4 separate regions of the Homo sapiens genome follow, and regions 1, 2 and 3 are each linked to region 4. The links are chromatin contacts, found by Hi-C or POLR2A ChIA-PET in ENCODE. All regions are on one chromosome and are shown on one strand. Each heading gives the region's core, a stretch centred on a gene start or an enhancer-like site at or near the end of the contact. The rest is flanking DNA. Distances are from core to core; before and after follow the strand shown.

Evidence for each region. Hi-C counts contacts between places; a loop is a spot of excess contacts on that map. ChIA-PET counts read pairs that join two places held with the same protein, here RNA polymerase II (POLR2A). Pooled maps may share reads with other maps.
Region 1: a map with no recorded cell type shows a loop between it and region 4 (6-fold over the local background). The contact joins two enhancer-like sites. A Hi-C loop is called at or near these places in 1 of 168 maps with a recorded cell type or tissue (OCI-LY7), 3 of 37 single-sample maps with no recorded cell type and 8 of 50 pooled maps. POLR2A ChIA-PET finds 5 or more read pairs at or near these places in 3 of 52 experiments (Panc1, activated B cell and activated T-cell).
Region 2: a pooled map shows a loop between it and region 4 (5-fold over the local background). The contact joins two enhancer-like sites. A Hi-C loop is called at or near these places in 3 of 50 pooled maps. POLR2A ChIA-PET finds 5 or more read pairs at or near these places in 4 of 52 experiments (OCI-LY7, PC-3, WTC11 and 1 more).
Region 3: a map with no recorded cell type shows a loop between it and region 4 (12-fold over the local background). The contact joins two enhancer-like sites. A Hi-C loop is called at or near these places in 9 of 37 single-sample maps with no recorded cell type and 5 of 50 pooled maps. POLR2A ChIA-PET finds 5 or more read pairs at or near these places in 1 of 52 experiments (activated B cell).

What each region holds. Positions count from the first base shown.
Region 1 is chr22:17,993,562-17,999,949 of GRCh38, reverse strand. All of the region lies in intron 1 of MICAL3 (microtubule associated monooxygenase, calponin and LIM domain containing 3), which reads left to right. Among named protein-coding and RNA genes, the nearest start is that of MIR648, 16 kb to the right of the region's middle. RefSeq lists enhancers at 3,310-3,509, 5,101-5,601, 5,602-6,102. Within about 2 kb of position 3,314, at least 5 of the 41 ENCODE cell types and tissues checked have a DNase peak (open chromatin) inside an H3K27ac peak, as active enhancers do; they include OCI-LY7, where a contact is called at or near this core.
Region 2 is chr22:17,960,847-17,967,942 of GRCh38, reverse strand. The region is part of intron 1 of MICAL3 (microtubule associated monooxygenase, calponin and LIM domain containing 3); the gene reads left to right. Among named protein-coding and RNA genes, the nearest start is that of MIR648, 17 kb to the left of the region's middle. RefSeq lists an enhancer at 6,488-7,096. Within about 2 kb of position 3,147, at least 3 of the 41 ENCODE cell types and tissues checked have a DNase peak (open chromatin) inside an H3K27ac peak, as active enhancers do; they include OCI-LY7, where a contact is called at or near this core.
Region 3 is chr22:17,590,637-17,597,011 of GRCh38, reverse strand. ATP6V1E1 (ATPase H+ transporting V1 subunit E1) reads left to right here. Exons shown (of 9, transcript NM_001696.4): 8 at 2,396-2,483; 9 at 4,276-4,876. The coding sequence ends at 4,338. SLC25A18 (solute carrier family 25 member 18) reads right to left here. Exons shown (of 11, transcript NM_031481.3): 11 at 6,017-6,375. Among named protein-coding and RNA genes, the nearest start is that of SLC25A18, 30 kb to the right of the region's middle. Within about 2 kb of position 2,256, at least 4 of the 41 ENCODE cell types and tissues checked have a DNase peak (open chromatin) inside an H3K27ac peak, as active enhancers do.
Region 4 is chr22:17,793,458-17,800,535 of GRCh38, reverse strand. The region is part of intron 29 of MICAL3 (microtubule associated monooxygenase, calponin and LIM domain containing 3); the gene reads left to right. Among named protein-coding and RNA genes, the nearest start is that of LINC00528, 20 kb to the right of the region's middle. RefSeq lists enhancers at 1-173, 2,315-2,364, 4,655-4,724, 4,845-4,954, 5,572-6,071. Within about 2 kb of position 2,200, at least 5 of the 41 ENCODE cell types and tissues checked have a DNase peak (open chromatin) inside an H3K27ac peak, as active enhancers do; they include OCI-LY7, where a contact is called at or near this core.

The DNA.
Region 1 (6,388 bases), core at 2,065-4,564, 200 kb before region 4:
TTGCCAGATGTACTTCTCAGGTCAGAAATCCAGCCCCAGATTGTTCAAGTCTTATAGTGAGTTTTTCTTGTGCTCCAGGTTTAGAAGTTTTAAATCTCTTTTATAGTGTATTCAACAGCTTGAGTTAATTTCATAATTATAGGAAAGACATGGTTTGTGTGTTCCTCCTGTAAAGGATACTTTAGAACTCAGACCTGGTTCCTCAGTCAAGGCTGTTTATTTGTGTTTACAGCGCTAACATTTGAAACGTCTTAAACTTGACTGCATATTGTAATTCCTCCCCCCAAACCCCCACCTGGGATGATCCTGTTCCGTGGTGGTTATTCCATGGTGTTACTAGGTGTGGAAGAGAAAATGGGCTTTGGAAATAATGTACGTGAAGAACTTAGCACAGTCCTTGGCACGTAGCAGATGTTCAATAAACATAAAAGTAAATTTTTCCTCTCTTCCTTGGGTTTGAGAGACCTGGGGATGATGATATTGGATGCAGTTTTGGTTGCATGCTCCGTTTTTAAATTAGGGTAATGAGGTCCCCCCCATTCCTCCTCCCACTCAAACTTCCAGCTCTCCAGACATTTCTGTGGTAGATTAAAAATGAAACTCACGTCTTGGTCCTAGAAGTAAAAATAAGGAAAAATTGAGCTCTTCTTCCTGGATCATGTGTTGCCCTTTAAAGGAAGGATGGCACATGCCCTGGAAGAGTGGTACACCATTCAGTACAGAAGAGCAGAGGGTCAAAGGGGACCCTTTCCTGCATCTGTCGAGTAGTCCTGCAGGTGAGGATTTTGGTTGTCGTTGGTTTCACATGTCCAGGTGGAACCAGATGAATTACCTAATTTCTCCTGGCACTGGCTTCTGGGAAGTGGCCCAGATGGTCGAAGCCTGACCATTGGCAGAGTGCTAGCTTTGCTGGGCCGTGCCTCTGAACTGGGATCTGCTAGGAGCAGCCATTTGCCTTCTCCGTCTTGTAGCAGGTTCCATGTGAACAGACGAAAAGGGCATCAAATCTAATGTTCTAGAAAAAATAAGAGCCATCATTGGCTTATTTATGTTCCATAATATTATGGGGCCTGGCATTTTAATAATAATTATGCTCTGGGCCCGGCGCGGTGGCTCACACCTGTAATCCCAGCACTTTGGGAGGCCAGGCGGGCGGATCACGAGGTCAGGAGTTCAAGACCAGCCTGGCCAACGTGGTGAAACCCTGTTTGTACTAAAAATACCAGCTGGGCGTGGTGGTGCGCGCCTGTAATCCCAGCTACTGGGGAGGCTGAGGCAGGAGAATTGCTTAACCGGGAATTGGGAGGTGGAGGTTGCAGTGAGCCAAGATCACGCCACTGCTCTCCAGCCTGGGATACAGAGCGAGACTTCATCTCAAAAAAAAAATAATAATAATAATAATTATTATTATTATTATGCTCTGGATTTACTACTTAGTTGCTTTTTACTTGAGGAAGTGAAAGCTTTTTCATGACCTGTTATCTCATTGATTCTTAATTGTCTCTGAAGTCGTTAAAGTTTAATAGAGTCTATTATTCCCATTTTATAGGCAAAGAAATGGAGGTAACATGATTTGCTTTAAGTTGCAAATGAGTTGGTCCCTGAACTGGGATTTGAATTGGGTTCTTCTTCTTCTTCTTTTTTTGAGACGGAGTCTCTTGCTCTGTCGCGCCCAGTCTGGAGTGCAATGGCGCAGTCTTGGCTCATGCACTCTGCCTCCTGGGTTCGAGCGATTCTTCTGCCTCAGCCTCTCAAGTAGCTGGGACTACAGGCACCTGCCACCACGCCCTGCTAATTTTTTGTATTTTTTAGTAGAGACAGGGTTTCACCGTGTTGGTCAGGCTGGTCTCGAACTCCTGACCTCAGGTGATTCACCCTCCTTGGCCTTCCAAAGTGCTGAGATTACAGGCGTAAGCCACCACACCCGGCCCAGGTTTTCCTTCTTAAGTTTCACTTCACTGAGACCTTTAGGGGGAAAAAATCCACACATCTTTTTCTTTTTTCTTTTCTTTTTTTTTTTTGGAAGCGGAAGGACTTAAAGATACCAGATCATTGTGCTTTTCTGATGACTAGGTAGTGGATGATAGTTAACATTTATTGAGTGTTTATCTGCAGGAATCTGTGCTAGGTGCTGCATAGACATTACCTCATTTATTCCTCACAACAACATTCAAGGTAGAACTTATCATCCCCAGTTTTACGGATGACAAGGTTTTGTGAGGTCCTAGGTCAAGGGAGTGATAGTGAGTGACAAAGCCTTGACTGAAAGCAGGGCTGGGTTCAATCCTGGGCTTTCTGATTCCAGAGTGTGTGCTCCTCCTAACCCGTGTGCTAACGGGCCTTAGGGATGACTAATGGGCAGGCCTGAGAGCCCTGACGCCTGCTGCTGCCACCACCCCAGGTCTGATGGGAGGTGGGGTTGGACGGGCTTTATGTTCTATTGCAGTACAATTTTCACATTCTGGTCTTTTCCTTTGCTAGAAGCATTCATCTAGCCAGGTGGGGGGTCATTACTTTAGAAAAAATAATCAGAGCTGAGAAAACGTCTGCATTTGCAGAGAATGAAGTATTTAATAAGACCAGATGGGCCGGGCGCAGTGGCTCATGCCTGTAATACCAACACTTTGGGAGGTTGAGGTGGGCAGATTGCTTGAGCCCAGTAGTTTGAGAGCAGACTGGGCAACATAGCTAAACCCCATCTCTACAAAAAGTACAAAAATTAGCTGGGCGTGGTGGTGTGTACCTGTGGTCCCAGCTACTCTGGAGGCTGAGGTGGGAGGATTGCCTGCGCTCAGGAGGCCGAGGTTGCAGTGAGCTGAGATCACACCACTGCACTCCAGCACTCCAGCCTGGGTGACAGAGCAAGACTCTGTCTCAAAAAAAAAAAAAAAAAAAAAAAGACTAGATGGGGAGATGAGGGACAGAGAGAATCAAAGAGAATCAAAGTGGTTTGTGGACAGAGGAAATGAGTGATACTCTGACCCAGAGGCCATCTTTAGTGTCCAGGCCATTTTGCTTGAGCTGCTGGTGAAACTGTGAAACTGGAGGCATGGCACTTGGGCTAAAGTCTGTGCGGTGAATAAGGCCCTCAGTTTCTGCTTTAGGTGGCAGAGCTGAAAATCTGATTCCTTTTTGGTCTTTAGCTTCCGGTGTACTTCAATGCAGTACATTGTGGGCGTGGTGGGGATGTGGTTCAGAAATTTACCTAAACTCTGTGGACTTCCCCCTCTCTCCAGCCACGCACTCTGTCATCTTTGGTTCCAGTCTTTAGAATTCAGCTCGGATCCCCTGGGTGATGGGTGGTGTCAGACACTCAGGTGCTTGGATTGCCCCGGTGGAGAGAACAGCATCCTGCCCCCATGGGCTTCAGTTGTACGTGACTTGCTGTTTTCTTGGAGGTGGGCTTTAGTCATCTCTAGCTATAAAGACACAAAAAAACTGGGAAGAATGACCAGGAAACTGTCACCCCAAGCCTTGCAGTTGATTGCATTTTTTTTTTTTTTTCTGAGATGGAGTCTTGCTCTGTGGGCCAGGCTGGAGTGCAGTGGCACGACCTCGGCTCACTGCAAGCTCCGCCTCCCGGGTTCACACCATTCTCCTGCCTCAGCCTCCCGAGTAGCTGGGACTACAGGCACCTGCCACCATGCCCGGCTAATTTTCTGTATTTTTTTTTTAGTAGAGACAAGGTTTCACCGTGTTAGCCAGGATGGTCTCGATCTCCTGACCTTGTGATCCACTGGCCTCGGCCTCCCAAAGTGTTGGGATTACAGGTGTGAGCCACTGTGCCCAGCCTTTTTTTTTTTTTTTTTTTTTTTAAATTGAGACAGCATCTCACTCTGCCACCTAGGCTGGAGTGCAGTGGTGCGATCATGGTTCACTGCAACCTTGACTGCCTGAGTAGTTGAGACTACAGGCGTGCACCACCAAGCCTGGCTAATTTTTAAAATTTTTTGTAGAGATGGGGTTTTGCCACATTGTCCAGGCTGGTCTAGAGCTCCTGGGCTCGAACAATTTGCCTGCCTCAGCCTCTCAAAGTGCTGGGATTACAGGTGTGAGCCACCATGCCTGGCCCCATTGACTTTTTCTCATTGGTGAGTTCAACAGAGGAGAGATGATTGCCGCAGTTTTAAAAAAGAAAAGAGGCCAGGTGTGGTGGGTCATGCCTGTAATCCCAGCCCTTTGAGAGGCCGAGGTGGGCAGATCACCTGAGGTGAGGAGTTCCAGACCAGCCTGGCCAACATGGTGAAACTCTGTCTCTACAAAAAAAATACAAAAAATAGCCAGGTGTGGGTGTTGCACACTTGTATTCCCAGCTACTCAGGAGGATGAGGTAGGTGGATCATTTGAGCCTGGGAGGCCAAGGCTGCAGTGAGCGGAGATCGCACCACTGCATTCCAGCCTTGGTGATAGAGCAAGACCCTACTGTCCCAAAAAAAAAAAAAAAAAAAAAAAAAAAAATTAAAGAAAAGGCTGGGTGCAATGTCTCACGTCTGTAATCCCAGCACTTTGAGAGGCTGGGCCAAGGTAGGAGTATTGCTTGAGGCCAGGAGTTTGAGACCAGCCTGCGCAACATAGTGAGACCCTGTCTCTACAAAAATTTTAAAAATTAGCCGGGCATGGTGGTGTACACCTATAGTCGCAGCTGCTCAGAAGGCTGAGGTGGGAGGATCACTTGAGGCCAGGAGTTTGAGGCTGCAGTGAGCTATAATCACACCACTGCATTCCAGTCTGGGTGACAGAGTGAGACCCTGTCTCTTAAAAGAAAAAGGGAGGACAGAAATCAGATTAAAGAAGAGAGAAGAAGTGAGACTGTTGGCTTATACCTTGATGAAAGGTGGAAGCGGAAGGGCAAGAGCTTCTGCTAAGTAGTGAGGACCTTGGCAAGGACAACAGTATCTTTTTCGTGTTCTGTTAGGCCGTGTCTCTCTAGCGCCCAGCTCAGAGTGCATGTGTGTTATGTGTGAGGGAATCTAGTGAGGAGTCTTCCTGCATTAGGCACGTCTGCAGGTGTCTGTTGAATTGTATATCTGTTGAAGGATTCAGTCTGGTTAACTCTGGCAGGAGATTCGGTCTGGTTAACTCTGGCAGGAGAGGGATGGACAGCACAGCCTTGTGGTTAACTAGTGGCTTTTATTGACTTTTCCTGTGTAAAGGCGAAATAAACCTTAGTGGGTCCCAGGCTTCTCTTCTCTCCTGCCCATGCTTCTTTTTTTTTCTTTTTTTTTTTTGAGACAGAGTCTTACTCTGTGGCCCCGGCTGGAGTGGCCCCAGCTGGAGTGGCATGATCTCGGCTCACTGCAGCCTTGACCTCCTGGGCCAGGCCATCCCCCAACCTCAGCCTCCTGAGTAGCTGGGACTACAGGCCCACACCACCACACCCGACTAATTTTTAAATTTTGTGGAGAGACAAGCTCTCTCTGTGTTGCCCAGTCTGGTCTTGAACTGCTGGGCTCAGGTGATCCCTGCAAAGTGCTGGGATTACAGGCACCCCACTGCACCCAGCCCTCTGTCTCTTTTCTGTTGCCAGTTGAAGTCTGGAGGTAGCATGGGTCCCGGGAGGCCAGTGCCAGTGTTGGAAGCCAAGAGAGGAGGAGCAGCTTGGTCAGGGGGAAGATGCAGAGTGCTCACTCCTGGCACCTGGAGCCCCCAGGGGAATGGCAGCTACCCTTTAGCGTGGACTGTCCCCAGCCCACAGAAAGTCAGCTTACAGAGGTTCTAGCCATATTCCTCCCTCCTCCACCAACAAAGCTCCTTGTTGTGGCTGAGAATTGTCAGGCTGTGATGGGACAGGGACAGGGGTGGGAGAGCAGCACCTGGCGCTGATGAGCACAGCAGCGATGGCAGCATCAGAGATGCTTAGAGACTGTTGGCCATGCCACACTGTCCTGAGTGCCCACGTGTCTTAACGCGCTCAGTCCTCACCACAGCGGACAGACGGGGTGCTGTTATGATCCCTGCTTTTCACACTAGGAAGTGGGGCACAGAGGGCTAAAACAAGTGGTGGCGTCAGGATTTAGATGAAGGCATTGGGTTTTGGACTTGTGGTGTCACAGACCAGTTGAGGGCAACTGACTTGGGCATATTCCACGGGGTTACCTCCGTCCTGGGGGGTCACCGCTTCCTGTCTTCAGACCCCTCCTCCATATTTCCCTCTCTTCACTCTTGAGTTCTCTCTCTGAAGTGCCAGGAGAGGTGCATTGAGGTTAGTTGGCATATTCCTTGAAATATTCCTGGCCTGCTTCTCAGGGGGCAGAGTCAGGAGGTAATTCTGAAGCACTGGGAGGAGAGTGTGGGCGCAGGGGGGCTTCCCGGGGGGCACTTAAGACACTGTGTGTTCAGGAACCTGGGGGCTGTGCCTTGGGAATCCAGAGAGTGCTGAGGGCTGCCC
Region 2 (7,096 bases), core at 1,898-4,397, 170 kb before region 4:
GGCTTCTGAGTAGCTGGGATTACAGGTGTGCGTGACCACGCCTGGCTAATTTTTGTATTTTTAGTAGACAGGGTTTCACCATGTTGGTCAGGCTGGTCTCGAACTCCTGACCTAGTGATCTGCCCACCTCGGCCTCCCAAAGTGCTGGGATTACAGGCGTGAGCCACCACGCCCAGCCAATTTTTAGTCATTTTTACAATAGAGAAGGGGTTTCGCTGTGTTGCCCAGGCTGGTCTCAAATTCCTGGTCTCAAGTGATCTTCCCATCTTGGCCTCCCAAAGTGCTGGGATTACAGGCGTGAGCCACCACACCTGGTCCTCATTTTTATTATAATATGTACTTAAATGTATTGAACTGAATTTGTTAGAAGCCTGTCCTTAACCTTTACCTCTCTTCTGAGCTGTTGTCAGTGGGATCCCCATGCTGTAGGCATGAGTGGGTGTGTGTGGGTGTGTGTGTGTGTGTGTGTGTGTGTGTGTTTGCATGTACACTGCCCAGTGGCCAAGACTGTGAATCCATAGGGCAGATTCATCAAATATTGTCGCTTGAGTAAATGCCTTAAATATATGTGTTCTACTTTTTTTTGCAGGGTATGTAGATGCCGTTGTGATGAACAGAATACAAATGCATGGGAAAATGTTGAATTCTTAGTAGCTTTTTTATTGTTAGGCATTATTTTCAGCCAATAGGTTGTATGGAATAGCCTCTATCACATAAAGATAACAAAATCACTGATGGTGAAAACGAGTAGTTATGCCAGGATAGACCAGGGATGCTGGCCATCCTGTTCATTTGCATCTGTGCCACAGGTGTTCTGTTCTTTCAGCACGTGTTGGTTGACTGCTTAGCTGGATGGTGGCCCTTGTCCATGGAACCTCTGTCTCACCTACCCTTGATCAGTCCCATGGAGTGTGTGCACACATGGGTGCCCAGGAAGTACTTACAGATTTGACTTAGTCCTTGGATCCTATTTCCCCTGTTCCACTACCCATTCCCATCTGCTATTTCACTTTCTTGAATTCCCTCTTACTTTTCTTCCTTTGTCTAGTTCTTACAGATAACCCTAACCTCCAATAATTTTCTGTCAATTAATTGCAGCTGCTTCCTGAGTTCCAGCTGCACATTTAGCAAGGCTCAGGCTACACTGGGGGCAGATACATAATCATTGAAATAATTACTCATGGACCATTTTTGCCAGGTATCATGGAAGATGCTTTAGAAATGCATTCTGTCGTTTACTTCCTAGAAATACCCTAGACAGTTGGTACTGTCTTTATCACCATTGGCAGGGGAGTTAACTAGGAATTGGACAGCCAAGTGTGTGGCAGAGTCAGGATTAATCTCAGTCCAACTCCCAAGCCTGTGCTCTGAAGCCCTCTGCTACCCTCATCTCCTGAGGATTGGTCATGGTTCTTCCCCTGAGGAATTTTCCATTGGAGAAACAGAAACAATGCAAACAGTACTGTCTGGATATGAATAAGGATTGAATTGTTTGGAACTGCAGAGGAGTGAGGAGGTGGAGGGGCTCAGAAAGGACGAGAAGAGATGGAGGCTTTGTGAAGAAGGCAGGTCTTCTGCGGGGTTCTGGAATAAGGCTGGAGAGGGGAGGAGGAGCGCTCAGGTGTGGGGAACCACACCCAGGCCCGAGGGAGTGGAATGTGCCCACAGGCTGTGGGGCCACTTTGGAGGGCAGTTATCTCAGGGAAAGTGGGATGAAGCTGGGTGGCCAGAGTCAGGGACTGGAAATTCGATGGGAGGCATGAAGCAGTGGATGATAAGGAAACGTGTGTGGTTGTCAAGCAGGATGTGGCAGGATGAGGGTTCTGTCTGAGAATGATGAAGCTGGCAGCAGATGGCAGATCCTGCATGGCATGGAGTTACCTCCGACTCCTCTCTAGTTCATGTGTGTTGACTCTTCATTGCCTGTGTGCCCTGTGGCCCAGTATTATTTCTTCTGGTCCTGGGAACAGCTGTCTACATGGAAGTCCCACGGTGGTTGGTCCCGTGGTGGTTGGTCAGACCACCCTCGAGTGCAGTGTAGTGAAAAGGCATAGAATGTGGAGGTTGGAGACCTGGATTTTTGACTCCTGGCTTTATAGCTTACTAGTTGGACAAGTGATCTGACCTTTCTTAATTCTATTTTCCCCCTTATCTGTAACTTGCAGATAATTATAACTACTTACAGGGTGGTTTCTGGATTAAGATGATAGCAGATATCAGTAGAGAGGCTACTTAGTGTTCACGGTTCCAGGCTTCCTGGGATCAGGTGTCAGCTCTTACTGTGTGACTTGGGGCAAGTTACGTAGCCTCTCTGTCTCCTTTTTCTTGTCTATCACATGAGGCTGATCGCTGTATTAAATACTTAACTCACAGTGACAATCAGTATATCAGTAGTAAGTGATGAATACACTATAGCTGCAGTTATTCCTGGGGGCCTCATCTTCATCAGCACCATTATTTCAGTCCTTGGGATGAATGGAGTCAGTGCTTTCTCTAAGGTAGGAGACCAAAGCATGAAGACTCTCTGATGTGTGGTAAGAAATGGTCTCTAATCATTGTGTTAGTGACATGCCTTCAGGACCTCTCTTAAGCATTGAAATTATAGGCACCCTTGTGCCAGTTCCAGGGTCTTTTAGGGGTTCCGGGTATTATTGCAATCCTGTAAAAAGTCATTGCTTTCTGATACAGAAGGACTCTCGCAAGCACAGCCATTCTCAGGCACAGAAATAGTTCCCTTCCTTTTTTTTTTTTTTTTTTTTGGAGACGGGGTCTCACTGTGTTGCCCAGGCTGGTCTCAAACTCTCTTCTTTTTAAATAGAAGGGGAAGGAGGGAAAGGAGAGCAGCGGATGCATGGATTTCCTTTGGCCCAGTTTCCTCCCTCTGTCAGAGGACTTCCTACCGCAGGGAGTGGGAGACACCTGGGGGCAGGCCCGCACCTGCTCTGTGCCCTTTCAGCGATGGCGTTTCTGTTTTGGAGTGTTTGCTTTCCCCTTTTCCCAGACCTCCACCGCGCTTCAGTTTAGCAGTGCGCTTACGGTCAGCAGTGCCATGCGGCTGCTGCTTCTGAAAACCCCCAGCCCTCCTGAACCAGCCAGTGTCCCAGCTGAGCAATTCGGGGTTTTTGTTTTGCTTTGTTTTTTAAAACAAAACTCAAAATCATTGGACCTTATCCTCTGTAGTTGAAGTGAGAGTTACTTTCTGAGGACTGGCTTGTACCAGAAACCAGCTGGTTTTAAGTTGCTGCAGATCTTTAAAGGGACAGCTTATTTGTGGACCAGATTTCCCTACTCACAGAAACTTTCTGTCAGAGGGTTCTAGTGTGGAGGTGGGTTACAGATGGCAGAAATGCCCGAGTTTGATTTTAAATTTTTAATCTTCACGTAGGGTCCAAGTCCTGTGGAGCTAATCTCTGACATCCCCACCCTTGCCCTGTTAGGGTTGGTCAGTGATACATGTGGACGTGTGCTGTGTGCGCAGATAGTGACAGGACCCAAAAGCAGATCATCACATAAGAGTCAGGGCTGTTCGCTGGGGCCTGTGGCGTTGGCAGCAGTGTCCTCAGCCAGCAGCTACTGTGTACATGGCTGGGAGACGGGGCTTTGCATATTTGGCCTCAATCATATAAGGTAAGAATGTGAGGAGAGGGATGTGAGGGAAGAGCCTGGTGCTGTGGAATGCAGGGACAGAGGGCAACAGCAGGCTGGCCTTCTTCCTCTTGAGCTGAGGAGAGGCAGATTTTTTGGGTCTTGATTGGCTCTTTTCTTCATTCTTGTTAGAACACGGAATTCCAGCTCCAGTAGTAACACCATTTTGAATCCTTTGTTTGTAATGTCCTGGAGACTGAGATTAGGAAGCAAACCAACCTTTGTCTGCCTTTGGGGAAGGCCCAGAAGGAAGTCTCTCTGTTATTACCTTAATGGTACCAATTAGTTGGTAACCAATAATGGTTGTTATTGCCATTGTGTTACAAAATTTGCGAGGGTCTCAGATTGTACTGTGTATTATAAATGCAGCAAGAGTAGGGACCACGTCCTTAAAATATGTCCCCACGACCTTGTGCCTATTTGACCCTCAGCTGGTAGCCTGATGGGTAAAGCGGCTCCTTGTCTGCACCAGGGCATCTTACCTTGCAAGGCAATGATCGGCCTGTGGGATTCATGTGGGTGTGGAGTAGGAGGAGACACAGAAGCGACCCTCCTGGCTGGATCAGCATGGGTAGCTGTGTCTTCAGTGAGGCCTGACTATTATCCACTTGCGAAGTTTGTGGTGACTCCTATGGCTTATGGAGCACGTTGATGGGGTGCGGGCTCACAGGAAGAGTCTCACCTCAGTGCCAAGGGGTGTCAGAGATGCTCACTGCCCTCCTCTCCTTGGGGTTGCATGGAGGCAGGATGGCGCTTGGCCGTGGCAGGGTAAGGAACCGGCGACGGAGGCCCATCACGTGTTCACAGCTCTCCTGCGTCAGTGCTTGGGAGATAGGGACTGTCAGGTCCTTAGCCCGCATTTATGTGAAGGCAAGGGGAGCAAAATCATTGTCATTAAAGAATGGAGATGGCTGTCATTTCATCTCACGCCATGGGTGTCCCTAACAGTCTTCCTTTAAACATCCTGTGTCCAGCTTGGGCAACATGTTGAAACCCTGTCTCTACAAAAATACAGAAATTAGCCAGGCGTGATGACACATGCCTGTAGTCCCAGCTACTTGGGAGGCTGAGGTGGGAGGACCACTTGAGCCTGGGAGGCGGCGGGTGCAGCGAGCTGAGATCACCCCACTGCACTACAGTCTGGGCGACAGAGTGAGACCCGTTTCAAAAATAAGTAAGTAAATCTGTGTCTAGGAAGGTTGTAGCTGAAGTTAAATTATTGATTGGAATAGAAGTGTTTCTCGCTGGCTAGGTGTGGTGGCTCACACCTCTAATCTCAGCACTTTGGGAGGCTGAGGCAGGAAGATTGCTTGAAGGTAGGAGTTCGTGACTGCCTGGGCAACATAGTGAGACCCTGTCTCTAAAATTTTTTAAAAAAAAATTTAGCTGGGCATGGTGGTGTGCTCCTGAGGCTAAGGCAGGAGGATCCCTTGAGGCCAGGAGTTCAAAACCAACCTGGGCACCTACAGAAAAACAAGTGTTTGTCACCTTCCTGCCCTTTCACAGGATACAGATAAGAAGGGAGTAACACCAGCAGCTGGTTTTTATGCCGCCCTGTGTAGCTCATTTGCTTCATTTCTGTTCAAAGGGTCCTTGGAAATTGCTTATTCCTAGCACCTAAAACTACACCTGCCATAGTTAGTGCTCCAAATTTGTCGAATAATTTTCCCTTTTTAAATTCTGGTTCCCACTGCTGCAGTTCTAACCCATCCCCTTTTTTCTTGTGCTCGAGCACCCCTGGATGTGGCCTGGCCGCAGTTCCATCTTCCTTGATGCTACCCTCCTGGCTGCAATCAGGCGGTGCTGCTTTGAAGGCTCCTGTCCTCCTCCCAGGTCCCACACCAGCTCTCCTGCCCGGCTCTAAGAGCCCTGGGTCAGCTGCCTGCCTGTGCAGCGCTGCTTCTCTACCTCTGCCCAGCCTGCGAGTGCCTGCTGAGTGCGTGCCTCCGGTGGCACTGTGCTTCCTCTCCCTGAGCGGCCCTCTCTGTTCCTTCCCAGATCCCAGCTCTGTACCCCGACAGCCTGCCTGCCCAGTTGAGGACATGTTTGCTTGTTCGCTTTCGCACTTACGTTAGTTTTCCCCTTGAGTTCCAGGATCTTTAGCTTCTGGAGGGTTGGAATGATGTCTCGCTTTCCTCTCCCAGCAGTCGTCACACGCCATGTGATATGTGCAGTCAGCAAGCACTCGATTGACAGACCTACCCCTCTCTCCAGTCACTGGCCTTGAAAATTATCTGTAAGAAGCACTTTCCTATCTTTGCCTCATTTTGAACCCATTTTTCTGTAAGTCCTATAGTCTGTCTTAGTTTGAATGTTTAGGGAATAGGTTGTATGGATTTGCCTAGGAAAGGAAACCCCAAACAGATATTTTCAAAGGCTGATCTTGTGATACTGCACAGCCCCGCCACTTGCCCATTGGAAGGTGAGGTGGTGGTGAAGAGGAGCAACTGGAGGCAGGCAGGCCGTGGCACTGGTGGCAGCAGCAGGGTTGGGGTGGGGTGGGCCTGCCTTGGAAGGGGCGCTAACTCTAGAATGGCTAAGGGCAGGCCCAGCCCCAGAGTCGGTTAGGGGTGCAGGCCTTGTTCTCCCACCCACACCCCAAGTCTGGGCCACCTCCTGCCATGTTGGAGATATGATTGCTTCCTGAAGTGGCACCCAGGAGTGTGTGTGGGAAGGGGACTCCAGGAGCTCTGCAAAGCTGTTCTGGACCTGTTCAGGCTTGGCAAGGGGCTCTGGGAGCAGATCCCATGGGTGTGAGACTATGTGCCCCTTCGCTTAGGGAAGGACCATGGGGGTGAGAGGGTGGGGGGAAGGAGGCAGATTTGGAGACTGATGCCCTCCTGGTCAGATCTGAGGGGGAAGGGGCCTCCACTAGGTGTCTGTTGCCCGGGGCTGACGCTCCCCCAGTGAGAATGGCCGCGGGTTATTCAATCCTTTCTGCTGCCTCTAGTAGGACCCAGCGGGAAGGAGATTTATGTTTGTGCTTTTGTTAGCTTCTTTTTCATTATCTCTTCAGTTCTCAGACCAGAAATCTTTGCATTTCTTTCTGGTTCTCACACCTCATGTTTTAGCCATTAGCAGGTCCTGTGAGCCCTGCCTTCATGTTTGGCTTCTCATTACAACCTACACTGACTCCTAGGCCAGGCCACCGCCAGCCATCCTCTGGATTTTTGCAGGCACTTCCAGATTGGCTTCCCTATGCCCACCCTGGTGTCCCTAGGTGTGCTGGCAGCTGGCAACCAGGAGCCCCTGGTAACACACGGTAGCGATGTCATTCTTCCCTGCTCAGACTCCTGCAGTGGTTCCCCTCGCACCCCAGTCAATGCCAAAGCTGCCAGGTGGCCTACCAGGTCCCGCACCGTCTCGTTGCCCTGCTCACCTCATGACCCAGCACCTCCTGCTGAGCTCGTGCTCTTTCCATGCCTGGAGGACTCCCAGTGACCCCGTGCTG
Region 3 (6,375 bases), core at 1,007-3,506, 200 kb after region 4:
CTCGGCCTCCCAAAGTGCTGGGATTACAGGCGTGAGCCACCATGCCTGGTGCCTTGGACACATTTTGAAGTTAGCTGATTATCACACTTAGGAATGTAAGACCTAGATTTGAGTCCTATCTTGGCCTTTTGCTACTATGGGACCTGGAGACTGAATTCATCATATGTAAAATAGGATCATTGCTTTTTGCTTTTTTGTTTCATGCAGTGAAGAAAAAAAGATGAGATAGTACATGTGAAAATGCTCTGTAAATGGAAAAAGTATATAAACTCATAAGATATGCTGTCAGAGTTGGGTTAGATTCCTGATTCTGCCACTTACTACCTGGGTAATCTTGGACTCGTTTATTCAGTTTCATTGAGTGGTGTCGTCCATTTAGTGTTGCTATAACAGAATACCCGAGGCTGGGTAATTCATGGAGAAAAGAGGTTTATTTGGTTCATGATTCTCATGGCTGGAAAGTTCAAGATTGGACAGCTGCATCTGGTGAGGGCCTCAGGCTGCTTCCACTCATGGCAGAAGGTGGAAGGGGAGTGGGTGTGTGCATAGAGACCACATGGCGAGAGAGGAGGCCAGAGAGCCTAGGGAACCAGACTCCCTATCATACCAGCCCACCCTCTGCTCACAGTCGAGTCCTGCCGGAGCTAGAATCCAGGCCCTCGCCACAGTTCATTGCCTCGGGATCTGCCCTTGAGCCCTGAACACCTCCTACTATGCTCCACCTCCCAACACTGCCACATTGAGAATCAAATTTCACCATTAGTTTCTGAGGGAACAGACTCAAACCATAGTAGTGAGCCCTGATTCCCTTATCTGTAAATTGACGTATTAGCACTAACCTCATAGCATTTTTTATCTTATTTATTTATTTATTTATTTTTTGAGACAGAGTCTCACTCTCACCCAGGCTGGAGTGCAGTGGCACGACCTCGGCTCACTGCAAGCTCCACCTCCCAGGTTCACACCATTCTCCTGCCTTAGCCTCCCGATTAGCTGGGACTACAGGCACCCGCCACCATGCCTCGCTAATTTTTTTTGTATTTTTAGTAGAGACGGGGTTTCACCTTGTTAGCCAGGATTGTCTCAATCTCCTGATGTCGTGATCTGCCCACCTCGGCCTCTCAAAGAGCTGGGATTACAGGCGTGAGCCACCGCACCCAGCCTCTTTTTTTGTTGTTGTTGTTGTATTTTGAGTAAGGGTCTCTTTCTGTCACCCAAGCTGGAGTGCAGTGGTGTGATCTCGGCTTGCTGCAACCTCTGCCTCCTGGGTTCAAGCAATTCTCCTGCCTCAGTCTCTCAAGTAGCTGGGACTACAGGCACGCCCCACCATGCCCAGCTAATTTTTGTATTTTTAGTGGAGACAGGCTTTCGCCATGTTGGCCAGGCTGGCCTCAAACTTGAGTTTGGGAGCACCTCGGCCTCCCAAAGTGCTGGGATTACAGGGGTGAGCTACCACGCCCGGCCAGCAGTGGCATCTTTTATCAGACACACATGCAGTCGTGATAGGGCCTCATCAGTAATGAGCAGGATTGGGCTTAAGAAAACATTCAGATGAGGATTGAGTGATTTGCAAACTGAGATGAAATCCTCTCTTTTTCATTTTGTTGGGGAGGGCTGGCTGTGATAATTAAAACAGGTTTTGTAACATAAAATCAAATTGACACAGGCTGGGCGCGGTGACTCACTCCTGTAATCCCAACACTTGTGGAGGCAGAGGTGGGCGGATCACCTGAGGTCAGGAGTTCAAGACCAGCCTGGCCAACATGGTGAAACCCCGTCTCTACAACAATACAAAAATTAGCCAGGCGTGATGGCAGGTGCCTGTAATCCCAGCTACTGGGGAGGCTGACGCAGGAGAATTGCTTGAACTCGGGAGGCAGAGGTTGCAGTGAGCCAAGATCGCACCATTGCACTCCTGCCTGGGCAACAGAGCGAGTCTCAAAAAAAACAAAACAAATTGACACATAGTGTCACTTGGTAAATGACAGTTATTGAGATGAATACAGTCAGTTCTCTGTATCTTTGGGGTCCACACCTGTGAATTCAACCAACTTTTTCTTTTCACTCCCTAAACACTACGGTATAACAACCATTTACATCGTATTAGCTATTTTAAGTGCTGTAGACATGATTTGCAATATAGGGGAGGATGTGTGATGGTTGTATGCAAATACTACGCTGTTTCATATAATGGACATCTAGGCGGGGACTGGGGTTTCCTGAAACCAACTGTGCGTTACATCTTCAGAAGCTTTTTCAGTTCCTTTCAAGCCTGTTGCTTAGGTTGCGCAGTCTACACACCAAGACAAGGGCATTCCTCTGCGGGAGTAAAGGGTACCATGTATCTTTCTCAAGTCTTTGAAAATGATTATTTCCTGTGCTTTTTTTTTTGCAGAGCTGGTGGAGTTGAGATCTATAATGGAGATCGTAAAATAAAGGTTTCCAACACCCTGGAAAGCCGGCTGGATCTCATAGCCCAGCAGGTGAGTGTGGGGGTACTTCTTGGTAGTTGGTCTGCTGTTACTTTGAAGTGGGACAGAGAACACGTGTCCATTCACTGGTATTTGGGATTTGTTGCTGTCTTTCCAGTTTTGGACATTTTCTCAAAAAGAATGAGAATTGGGCATGTAGTAGCATTTGCTGAGGTGGTAACATTTACATGAGGGTGAATTTGGGGTCAGAACAAGTGTTTTGTTGACCTAGGATTCGAATATGTACATTTTACTACATGTAAGGTGCTGACAAGTTCTTTCTCTAACAGGAGTGATGGGAACTAAAGCAAATACTTGTGTTTTTTTGTTTTGTTTTGCTTTTTTGAGATGGAGTTTCACTCTTTTTTGCGCAGGCTGGAGTGCAGTCTTGGCTCACTGCAACTTCCACCTCCCAGGTTCAAGCGATTCTCCTGCTTCAGCCTCCCGAGTAGCTGGGATTACAGGCACCTGCCACCACACCCGGCTAATTTTGTATTTTTAGTAGAGACGGGGTTTCACCATGTTGGCCAGGCTGTTATCAAATTCCTGACCTCAGGTGATCCACCCGCCTTGGCCTCCCAAAGTGCTGGGATTACAGGTGTGAGCCACCGTGCTCAGACACAAATACTTATTTAAAGGAATTATCATAAAGCTGCTGGCTTTTCAGATGTTTCCAGATTTGTACACAGGAACTCTAGGAAACAAGCCAGGAAAATTCCATTTGTTCTAAAATGCTGGGCATCTTCTAGACTTCTAGTGGGAGTCTATTGCTGTGGCTGCCAACCTAGTTATTCCCTGACCTAGATATGCAGTTTACTGTTTATGCAGATACTTGTCTTATAACTAAAGCACTTTCACCTTGATTTTTTCATATTCTGGTAACTTAAACCTCAGAACATTGTTTCCTAGTAGCCACTGTCCCATCCAGTATCATAGCCACTACTCACTTACGGATATTTAATTAAACCGAAAAATTCAGTTTCTCAGCACACAATAACCATCTGTAGCTAGGACTGCCCTGTTGGACAGCCGAGCCTTGGAAGTCCAGGGTTAAGTTCTCCTAAGGATTCATCAGTGGCTGTAGCAAGTGCTTCCAGCCTAAGCTGGCATTGGAAGTGTTCTTTGCAGCTGCTGTGGCCATAGTAGGCACTCAGTAAATGTTTGTTGAAGAAAGAGTGTAGGTGACCCAGCATATTGTGGTGAGATGATTATGATGAGTTAAGTCTGAGATAGTAGTGACTTTAGGTTTTTTTTTGTTTTGTTTTTTTTTAATGTGTCCCTTTTGTAAGCAGTCTGAACCCCAGATTTGGGATGAGTTAAGTTTCTCACCAAGGAATGTGTTACTTGCTTCAGGGAAGGAGAGGGTGGCTTTGATGTGCGTGGCTTTGTGAGTCCTTCCCAGCCACATAGAGGTTCATGGCTTTCCACCTGTGGTTAAGATGTGCAGCACTCTGGCCAGGCTTGGTGGCTCACGCCTGTAATCCCAGCACTGTGGGAGGCCGAGGCGGGTGGATCACGAGGTCAGGAGATCGAGACCATCCCGGCTAACATGGTGAAACCCCGTCTCTACTAAAAATACAAAAAAATTAGCCAGGCATGGTGGCAAGCACCTGTAGTCCCATCTACTTGGGAGGCTGAGGCAGGAGAATGGCGTGAGCTTGCAATGAGCGGAGATGCGCCACTGCACTCCAGCCTGGGCGACAGAGCGAGACTCCGTCTCAAAAAAAAAAAAAAAAAAAAGATGTGCAGCGCTCTACAACTTCTTCAGCTGACATTGCGTATTTATTACACTTTCTCTCCACAGATGATGCCAGAAGTCCGGGGAGCCTTGTTTGGTGCAAATGCCAACAGGAAGTTTTTGGACTAAGCCTTCAGGAGGTGGAGCTCGTCGTCAGCTCTCCTGCTGTGATGTGGAAGCTTCTGATATTTGAAGAAACACGAATGTCTCTGTAGCTTCCTCTTCACTGCCCCAGTATTGCTCTGTATTTATCAGCGATGCCCCTCTGTCACTCATGCCTTGCCTAATTGTTCACAATGGTGGAAAGCTTCATGTAATATGATCAGGACCCACCTCCAGTTCTTCTGAAAGTGTGACAGTGTCCAGCCGGTTCTGCAGCACTAGGGGAGGGGGCAGATGGTGGTTGCATGGGCTTCCTGGGTCTCCACTCTCCGTCTGGCCTAAAGGTGATGTATTTGGTGTTTGGCCCTGCAGTCCCCACTCTTGAGGCTTAAGGCGCATGTGGCACACCACTCCTTCCAGCAGTAGTCGCTTTACTGTTACCTGTTTAGGCCTAGAAGTTTTCCCTCATCTGTAAATGTGATTTAAAATCTAAGCCATGAATATGCTTTATTTATTAAAAGAGTTATGCGGATTTAATGTGATTTCTAGTGTAAGGCACTACAAATTTAGGTTTTGACAGAGTCAAATTCTTACTGAGGCACCTAGAAAAGAAGTATTTTCCCAATCCCCGTGGCACTTGATGGTGACAGCTGTCAGCACCTGGACCCGTTAACCCTCTGGGGGTCCCCTGGGCTGTTGCCCGTTGTTCCCAGCCCATCACCAGGAGCATTCTTTCCACCCTTGCAATCTTCCACACACCCCACATGGCTCTTCAGCGTGACGTGCACAACTTTATTGAGGAAATAGTTTTATTAGTGTTGCCCGAATGAGAAAAACCAAGTTGTTTGTTTTTTCTTTTTCTTTTTTTTTTGAGACGGAGTCTCGCTCTGTTGCCCAGGCTGGGGTGCAGTGGTGCCATCTCGGCTCACTGCAAGCTCCGCCTCCCGGGTTCGTGCCATTCTCCTGCCTCAGCTTCCGGAGTAGCCGGGACTACAGGCGCCCGCCACCACGCCTGGCTAATTTTTTGTATTTTTTGGTAGAGACGGGGTTTCACCGTGTTAGCCAGGATGGTCTCGATCTCCTGACCTCGGATCCGCCTGCCTCGGCCTCCCAAAGTGCTGGGATTACAGGCGTAAGCCACGGCGCCAGACCCAAAAAACCGAGTTATTTTGGAGCAGGTCACTGTGTGCTGGAACCAGATCCTTTCACAGAGGCCCTGTTCTTCCTTCCCTGTCCCATGTTTTATTTTTCCGTAGGTGACGACTAAGAGCTGCCCAGGGCCTTGCAGCTAGTACATGGTGGAGCTGGGACTTGAACTGAGGTCTGTCTCCAGGGCCCATACTCAAATGCAGTTCTCATAACAGAGAGTGAGGCCCCCAGGGCTGACCATGTTAGCACCATCCTCTTCCTTGTTAGCCCAGGTTTCACAGTAGATGGGACTATTGTAAACACCAGCTCCTGCAGCAGGTGCTGATTTTCTTAGGACTTGGCCCTGCTGCTGTGACATTATCTCTCCTGTAGCAGCCTTTGGGGGAGGAATCGAGGTGCGTGAGGAGGGCTCTCACAGCAAACTCAGCTCCTCAAGACGATTCACTTATGAAGGGATAGAATCAAGGCTTAAAACCCAGTGTCACTAACAAGCAGATATTTCCCTATGGCTGTGTTCCTCCACCCCCACAAGTAACAGTTTGAAGAGTGACGGGGGTCTGCTTCTATGCCCTTTTTAATGTTTGGTTTTGAAATGGACGTAGAAAAGTAGATGGTGATAGCATTCACTGCAGCCTATCTGCTGTACCCACTGATGAACAGATGAGATTTTAGCCATTCACCTTTATTTCAGAGTGTTCCTTGGTTACAGGGAGGGGTGTGCAAGACCCTGGGCTCTGGGGGAGGGGCTGAGCTGCCCAGTCAGAGCCGGCCTCAGCCCCCTCAGCCATCCAGGGATTCGAAAGGGTGCTTGGTCTCAAACTAGGTGCTGACTCTGAGGGCTTTCACGGTCCCTTGAACTTCTGATCCTCCTTTTCCTCAAAATCAGTGCTAGGACTCATAAGTTATGGAGTCCAA
Region 4 (7,078 bases), core at 951-3,450:
TTTTCAGCCACAGAGTATAAAGAATGAAGATTTCCCTTCCTCACATAGCTGGACTTTGTGATTTCCAAAGAAATCATTAAAAAGACTCAAAACAACCCTTGGACCAGAGAGGAAGGGTCCCCAGGTGGCCACTCCCCTTCTTTCTTCTGCCCTGGGACCCTGAACAGGCCGGCCCAGCCTGCTTTATTGCACTAGAACAGACAGATGACTGGAAATCTAGAAGAAAACCACATTTCTTCTAAAACTGATTGAAAATACACACACATAATTTCTAGTTTTCGGGGACCTCATCTCTTGATTTATATGTCTCAAAGGAAATTTAAAGAACACAAAAGGTTTAGAAATGTAACATGAAGGACTGGAGGTGGCCTCTTGCTGTTGTGAGATGGAGGTGCAGGGACGCCAGCCCCTGCCCTTCTGAGCAGCCGTCTTCCTGTTCTCTCTGCTTCTCTGAGTTTCATGTTGATAGGTTCTTGGTTTGCCTGACCAGTCCACCATCAGCTTGGTTCTGCTTTGCTTAGGAACTTTGGAACCTGCGAGGTTTCCCAACGCGTGTGTGTGTGTGTGTGTGTGTGTGTGTGTGTGTTTTAGAGTGAGGTTTCCCAGCGCGCGTGTGTGTGTGTGTTTGTGTGTTTTAGATTGTAATTCTTACATGCATTTGTTTGGTTTTTTGCCTTCACTTTTCCTCCCAACCTGGAGCTTTATCTCTGCATTAAGTCTGTGTAGCACCAGGTGTCTCCCAGCCCCACTATGTGTATGCTAGACTGGGCCTGCCGGACCAGCCTCACCCTGTCATGACAGCTGCTTGCATGTCTGCAGTATTGCACACCAGCCAGCTGGGACCCCTGTCAGGGCCATGGTGTTTGTCATCGCCCGAGGTTTTAGACTGGACCTCAGCCTTGCAGTGCCAAGGCTGCCCCAGGCCAGGAGCATGGCATTGGTGGTGCCCACCAAATAGGCTTCCTGGGTTGGGGACTCAGAATAGCCGAGTGCCTTCTTAGTCAGCAACACATTTGGTCAGTCTTCCCTCACACTTCCCAGGCTGCATAACCTGAGCAAGGCAGAGTGGAAAATCTACGGTGGCCCCACTCCGTAAACCTGAGCCGCCAAGGAATTCCAGCCCTGAGCACTTTGCTTTGTGAAAGTTTTTGAGACAGGGTCTGGCTCTGTCACCCGGGCTGGAACCCACCCAGTGGCGCCATCTCCACTCACTGCAACCCCCACCTCCCGGGTTCAAGCAATTCTCCTGCCTCAGCCTCCTGAGTAGCTGGGACTACAGGCGTGCGCCACCACACCCAGCTAATTTTGTGTTTTTAGTAGAGACGGGGTTTCACCATGTTGGCCAGCCTGGTCTTGAACTCCAGACCTCAAGTGATCCACCTGTCTCGGCATCCCAAATGCTAGGATTACAGGTGTGAGCCACCGCACTTGGCTGCTTTCTGAAAGTTTAATCCAGTCAGTTGGGCATAGCCATGACAGGTAATTCCCCTTGTGTTTCCCAGGAAAAGGTGACAAAAGCTCTTTGGTGTCTCCGACAGGAGTTCAATAAAAAGGCATTGCTCTGGCCGGGCACGGTGGCTCCCACCTGTAATCCCAGCACTTTGGGAGGCCGAGGCGGGCAGATCACAAGGTCAGGAGATCGAGACCATCCTGGCTAACATGGTGAAACCCCATCTCTACTAAAAATACAAAAAATTAGCCGGGTGTGGTGGCGGGCGCCTGTAGTCCCAGCTACTCAGGAGGCTGAGGCAGGAGAATGACGTGAACCCGGGAGGCGGAGCTTGCAGTGAGCCGAGATCGCGCCACTGCACTCCAGCCTGGGTGACAGAGGGAGACTCTGTCTCAAAAAAAAAAAAAAAAAAGGCATTGCTCCAACACTATTTATCATTATAATATTTATGTTATTATTTATAGTGGTACTATAGTTAGCAGTAAATATAGTGGCATCACCGCCAAAACAAGTGTGAGAAATGAGAGTCCAGAGAGTCCACCCTGGTAAGCTAAGGGCTGCACGTGGCTGCCCAGAGAGGCAGGAAAGTGGAGCCTCAAAATATGCCTGAGAATAAGCGAGCCTCTTTCCTGTCCCTGACGCCTTGGAGCGTGATCCTCAGAGACCAAAGGGAACTGAAAACCAAAAATGATCTCTATCTACGCAGGATGTTCCAAAAGTGTGGCTGAAAGGGGAAGACGTTAACCTTGGGGCTCTACAGAGTTTCTGTGTGCGTGAAACACACAACAGCATATCAGAAGGGAGGGTGTGGGGCCAGCCTCCACCTCTTGAAAGTCTGGTATTCTAAAACGCTTGCAAGCTGATTATTTGGGATTCTGTATTTTCACGTGGAAATAGAGTTGTAAATGGTGGCTCGGCTCATAAAAAGCCCATTTTCCTCATTACACCTCTGTGTGTGGTACTAGTCTGGTGACACTCCAGGACCTAACCCGTGTTCCCTGGGGAAATGCAGCATTCCAGGCTGGGGCCTCTGGGCTCTAGAAGTCTCCCTCATTGGCCCTCTTTTGGTCTGCTGGACACTGCTTTAGGGACCTCCCCAGCTCTGTGGTGATGGTGCCTTTGTCCAACCAGGGGGAGCTGGGAGCCTGTCTAGTGGGCAGAGGTGGATACCAAGATGAGGCAGGTCCCCGGGGCCAGTTGTCCAGCAGGCCTGGAGGACGGCCCGCCGACGTGCCTGCCCGCTGTGGCTGTGCCCACCTCTGCGTCCTCTGCTGGCTGCCACGTGGTTAGCGTTGGTGGCCGGTGCGTTTGGGGTGCTCAGTAAACATTTCTGGCATAAATTAGTAGTCTCCCGCATCATCCTTACCACAGGCCATGATTCATGTATGATATTGCTGTTTTTGATATCAGCATCCATGTAGAAGCCAGTGGGTCAAATAGAACCAGGCAGAATTGAATGATTGAGTCGGAAATGCAGAGCATCAAGCCAGCACCCACCGCCACACAGATTGTCACTGGTGGTTGTCGGGCTATGAACAGAGTTGGGCCTTTGTCTTGGCCCCTCTGGGCTATTATTACTTATTTATTTATTTTTTAGAGATAGGGTCTCACTCACCCAGGCTGGAGTGCAGTGGTGCAGTCACGGCTCTCTGCAGCCTTGACCTCCCGGGCTCAAGCAGCCCTCCCACCGTAGCCTCCTGAGTAGCTGGGACTATAGATACTCACACTACCACACCCAGCTAATTGTTGTAGAGACGGGGTCTCACTGCATTGCCCAGGCTGGTCTCGAACTCCTGGGTTCAGCAGTCATCTCACCCTCACCTCCCAAAGTGCTGGGATCACAGGTGTGAGCCCCCGTACCTCCGAGCTTTCTGACCGCATCCTCACTAATCCTTGTGAGCAAGGCACTCAAGCCTCTGCTCCCCAGTCTCAGGGCTATGGCTCTTGGATTTCGAGTACCAGAAGGACTAAGGTAGGCCCTGCCTGCCTTCCAGATGACCATCTAGGTTCAGTGTGTGGGCTCATCTGCTTGCTTGTTTTTCCAGCTGCCCGGGTGTCTTCTTGATGCAGTGTGCCAAGGTGAAGAGTCTTGGTTGGAGAGAAGGTGGGAATATAGAAGTACAAGTACAGAGAAGGGGACCTGCCCTACAGCTGGCCACTCTTTCCCCCACACTGTTGGCCATTCTACCCCACACTGGGTCTTGGGCCCATGAGAGGCAGGGCCTGGAGTGAGGTGCTCGGGTGCGCCAAGGGCCAGGTGGTAGTGTAGGGGGTACCCCGACTTAGGAAGGCCAGGCCTGGATTCAGGTCCTGCCTTCACTGTCTCCCCAGGCACAGACAAAACAGACTCTACTTACCCTCTCAGGGCCTCTTCAGAAGACGAGGCAGGAAGGGACATCGGGCCTCCCTTCCAGGTGTGACATTCTGATCAGGGTCTGTGGGACTGCTCTTCCTTGAGCTGCCTGAGACGCCAGCATTTGTTACATTTGCCTGGAGCCTGTGTTGAAGAGGGAAAGCTCTGAGTTCAGAGTGGGCAAGAAGATTTGGCTTCTTTTCCAGGCTCTGCCACACTTAACTCCGTTGAGCCTCAGAACCCTCATTTGAATTTGCCCATCCTGGCAGCCACACCTGGCCGGTGTGAGGATCACGTGGGTGGTGCATGCGAGGGCGCCCTGAAGCCGGAGAGTGCCATCCGTGCCCATCTCATGCGCTGCTCTGGACAGGCCTCACTCCCTGGTGGTGTACTGTTGCTTTTTGAAATTTGGTGACAGGCACTGCCTGCCCGCCAGGTGTCAAGCGAGTGGCACTAAAGAGCCACCCCTGGGTCACACGTCCAAAGGAAGTGCTGCTTCAGAGGGAAAGATGGAGCAGATGTGCCCCCGAGTGTTGGAGACGCAGCAGAGTGCTCCAGGGAGGAGGGGTCCTCTGACCAGGACCCGCTCACTGCTCGGGAGCTCAGGAGGGGTGGCCAGCGCCCAGGGCACGCAGGAGTGCTTTGAGAAGTGGTAAATTATAGCACCTGTTAGCAACAGATGGAAACCCGTTACCCTGATGTTGAGAAAAACCAAAAAACTTCCATTTGCCAGAAGCTTGACAGCATCTTTGTTCTTAGAACCAGTGAACCAAGTCTTCTATTTCTTACATCCCCCTAAAAGGCAAAGCATTTACTATAAACCCCCCACCCCCGCCCCATGCATGCTCAGTCAGGTTCCAGTCAGGTGGAACTCCCCTTGTTGGATTGGTTTTTCCCTTCCACTTCTTCTTTTGAAAATTGTATTGATTGGGCATTTTTTCTGATTATAAAAGTAGCCTCGCCCGTTGTGGAAGTGTGGAGCGTACAGGGAAGTCCGAAGGTAGCGGCCCCGCAGCGCAGCTCGGACTCGCCGGCCGCTCACACGCGCTTCTGCCTCTTGCTAGGAGAAAGCCTTTTTGGCTTCTTTAAATGCTTGCTTTACCTGATGCTCCCTTTTTCTAATTTCATTTCCTAATTCTGTTCCCAGTATTCTGTTATATTGTTCTCTGTGTTGGGAAGGGCGTATGAGGATGTGGCCTACATAAAAACAGCTGAAAGCTGTATTTTGTGCTGTCCAGAAAGCAGAAACACGTGTTGTAATTATTACCCGTGCAGGCGCCTGCCTCTTCCTTTTGGATGTGTTTGGTTGTGTATCACATGGGCGCTGTTCCGCTCCACAGCATGGCCTATTCACCTGTGACACCAGTCCCAGGAGGTGGCAGGGACTGTTCACTGACGTATTTGATGGGATTCATCCAGGTGTTCCAAGCCTGAAGACAGACTACACTTTGAAGCCGAGGTTGACTGTAGGTCGGCTGTAAGGCAGAGTGTATTGTTGAGGAAAGAAATCCTCCCTCGTACCCATGCATTCGGCCGGCTGTGCCGTGTGTGCTTAGCACATTGGGTACACTCAGCATTTCACACGCATGCACACTGTCCCTGGCTTTGGTTTTGAAGTTGTACCCAATAGCAGATTCAGTGTGCCCAAGGTACGCCACGCTGGAAGGGTTCAAAGACAGAAAACACCTGTATTCATGCAGCTGCACCGCTGAGCGGCCTCTCAGCCAGCTCTTTGTCTTGTTGGCCTTCTGTTGAGTAAAACAAGGCCATTTCTTCAACCCTGTTCTCTCTGTAAACCACACACTGCCCTCCCCGCGGGCCGAGGCCCCGTGTCTTCCTGGGCTCTGTTGTCCCTGTGTGTGCTCTGTGGTTCTGTGATGGTCCCTTGCCAAACTCCTCTCCCTCGTCCTTGAGTAGCCATCAGACCCCAGATCTAGAGATGTCTCTCTGCACACTGTCTCTCGATGCCCCGTCAGCACTCCTCCCAGCATCGTTCCTGTAAGTTTTGGCGTGTCCTGTCAGCTCACCCCTTTGGTCTCACAATCCAGAGTGTGACAGCCCCCAGCTGCAGCATGGGGTCCCTGCACAGCCATAGAAGGGCCAGAAGGAAAGGGGGTGGTTGGCTCTCCCTGTTCCTGGGGGAGAGAGGGGACAGTGACACGGACGGGTGGAAGTCACCTCTGTGTTTGTACATTTCCCCAAAATTGTCCTGGCTCAGAATTTGAAGGAGCGCAGGTGTGAGCGTCCTGGAGGCCCGTCACCGGATGGCGTGCTGCCCCCACAGACTCAGAGGCCCCTCCTTGCCCTGCACTTGTCAAGGCCAGCTTTGCCTCAGGCACATACCTGTGGTGACATCTTAGAGGATTCCACGTGGGTCTGGGAGGTGACCCCAGGTTGTCACCTGCAAGCCTGGAAGCCATGTTGGCCACTTATTGAATGCAGTCTGTCTCAGAGCCAGGCAGACCTATCCAGGGGCTTTGAGGAGGGGGCCCAAGGCCCCAAAGGCCCCGGTATGACAACCCAGATGCCACTGCCCTCCTGATAAGGAGTAGAGGCAGGAGGGCCCTGTGGCCCGAGTGCTGCCATCATTGTGTAGGGAACACATCATCCCTCTTGGAGGAATCCACACTGTGGCTCTGGCCCCCCGCCCCCTCTGTGATGCTGCCAGAGCTGGATCTGCTCTCGTTCAGTTCCGTGCTGAAAAAAGGACTTAATTCATTTGTAGACTTTGTTTCCCTTGTTTCTGCTTCTCCATTTCTTGTATTATTTTCTTTTCCTCCTGTTGTTCCTTTCTCACTTTTTATGCTTTTTGTCCTCTGCTTGTTTTTATTCCACCTTCTCCCTGTCCCTCTCCACTTCCAAATTCCTGCTCCTCTCCTCCTCTTCCTTTTTTGTCTTTCTCCGTCTCCTCCTCTTCCTTGCTTGGTCCCTTTTGAAGTTGAGCCCAGTGGCGGGACTCCACGACGTAGACCTCTCTCCTTCTGCCCTTGCTGTGTCCAGGAAGGTAACGTAACCTCGCCAACCCCATCCCCACTGCCTCGGAGGGGGTGTAGCAACACTAGTCAAACACAGAGCCAGAACCCACCTACCTCTCTCTCTTTCTTTCTCTCTGACCCTCAATAGTCCTGTTACAAAATGTCATGAGTCTGTGGCAGTTTCTAAAGGTACAGTATCCCTTTGACTGTCTATGGGGAGGACCAGGGTGCAGAGTAAAGCCAGAGAGCCTCCAGGTCTGGGTCCTTCAGGGCTGCAGCATTGGCTGGCCCTTCGTGGCT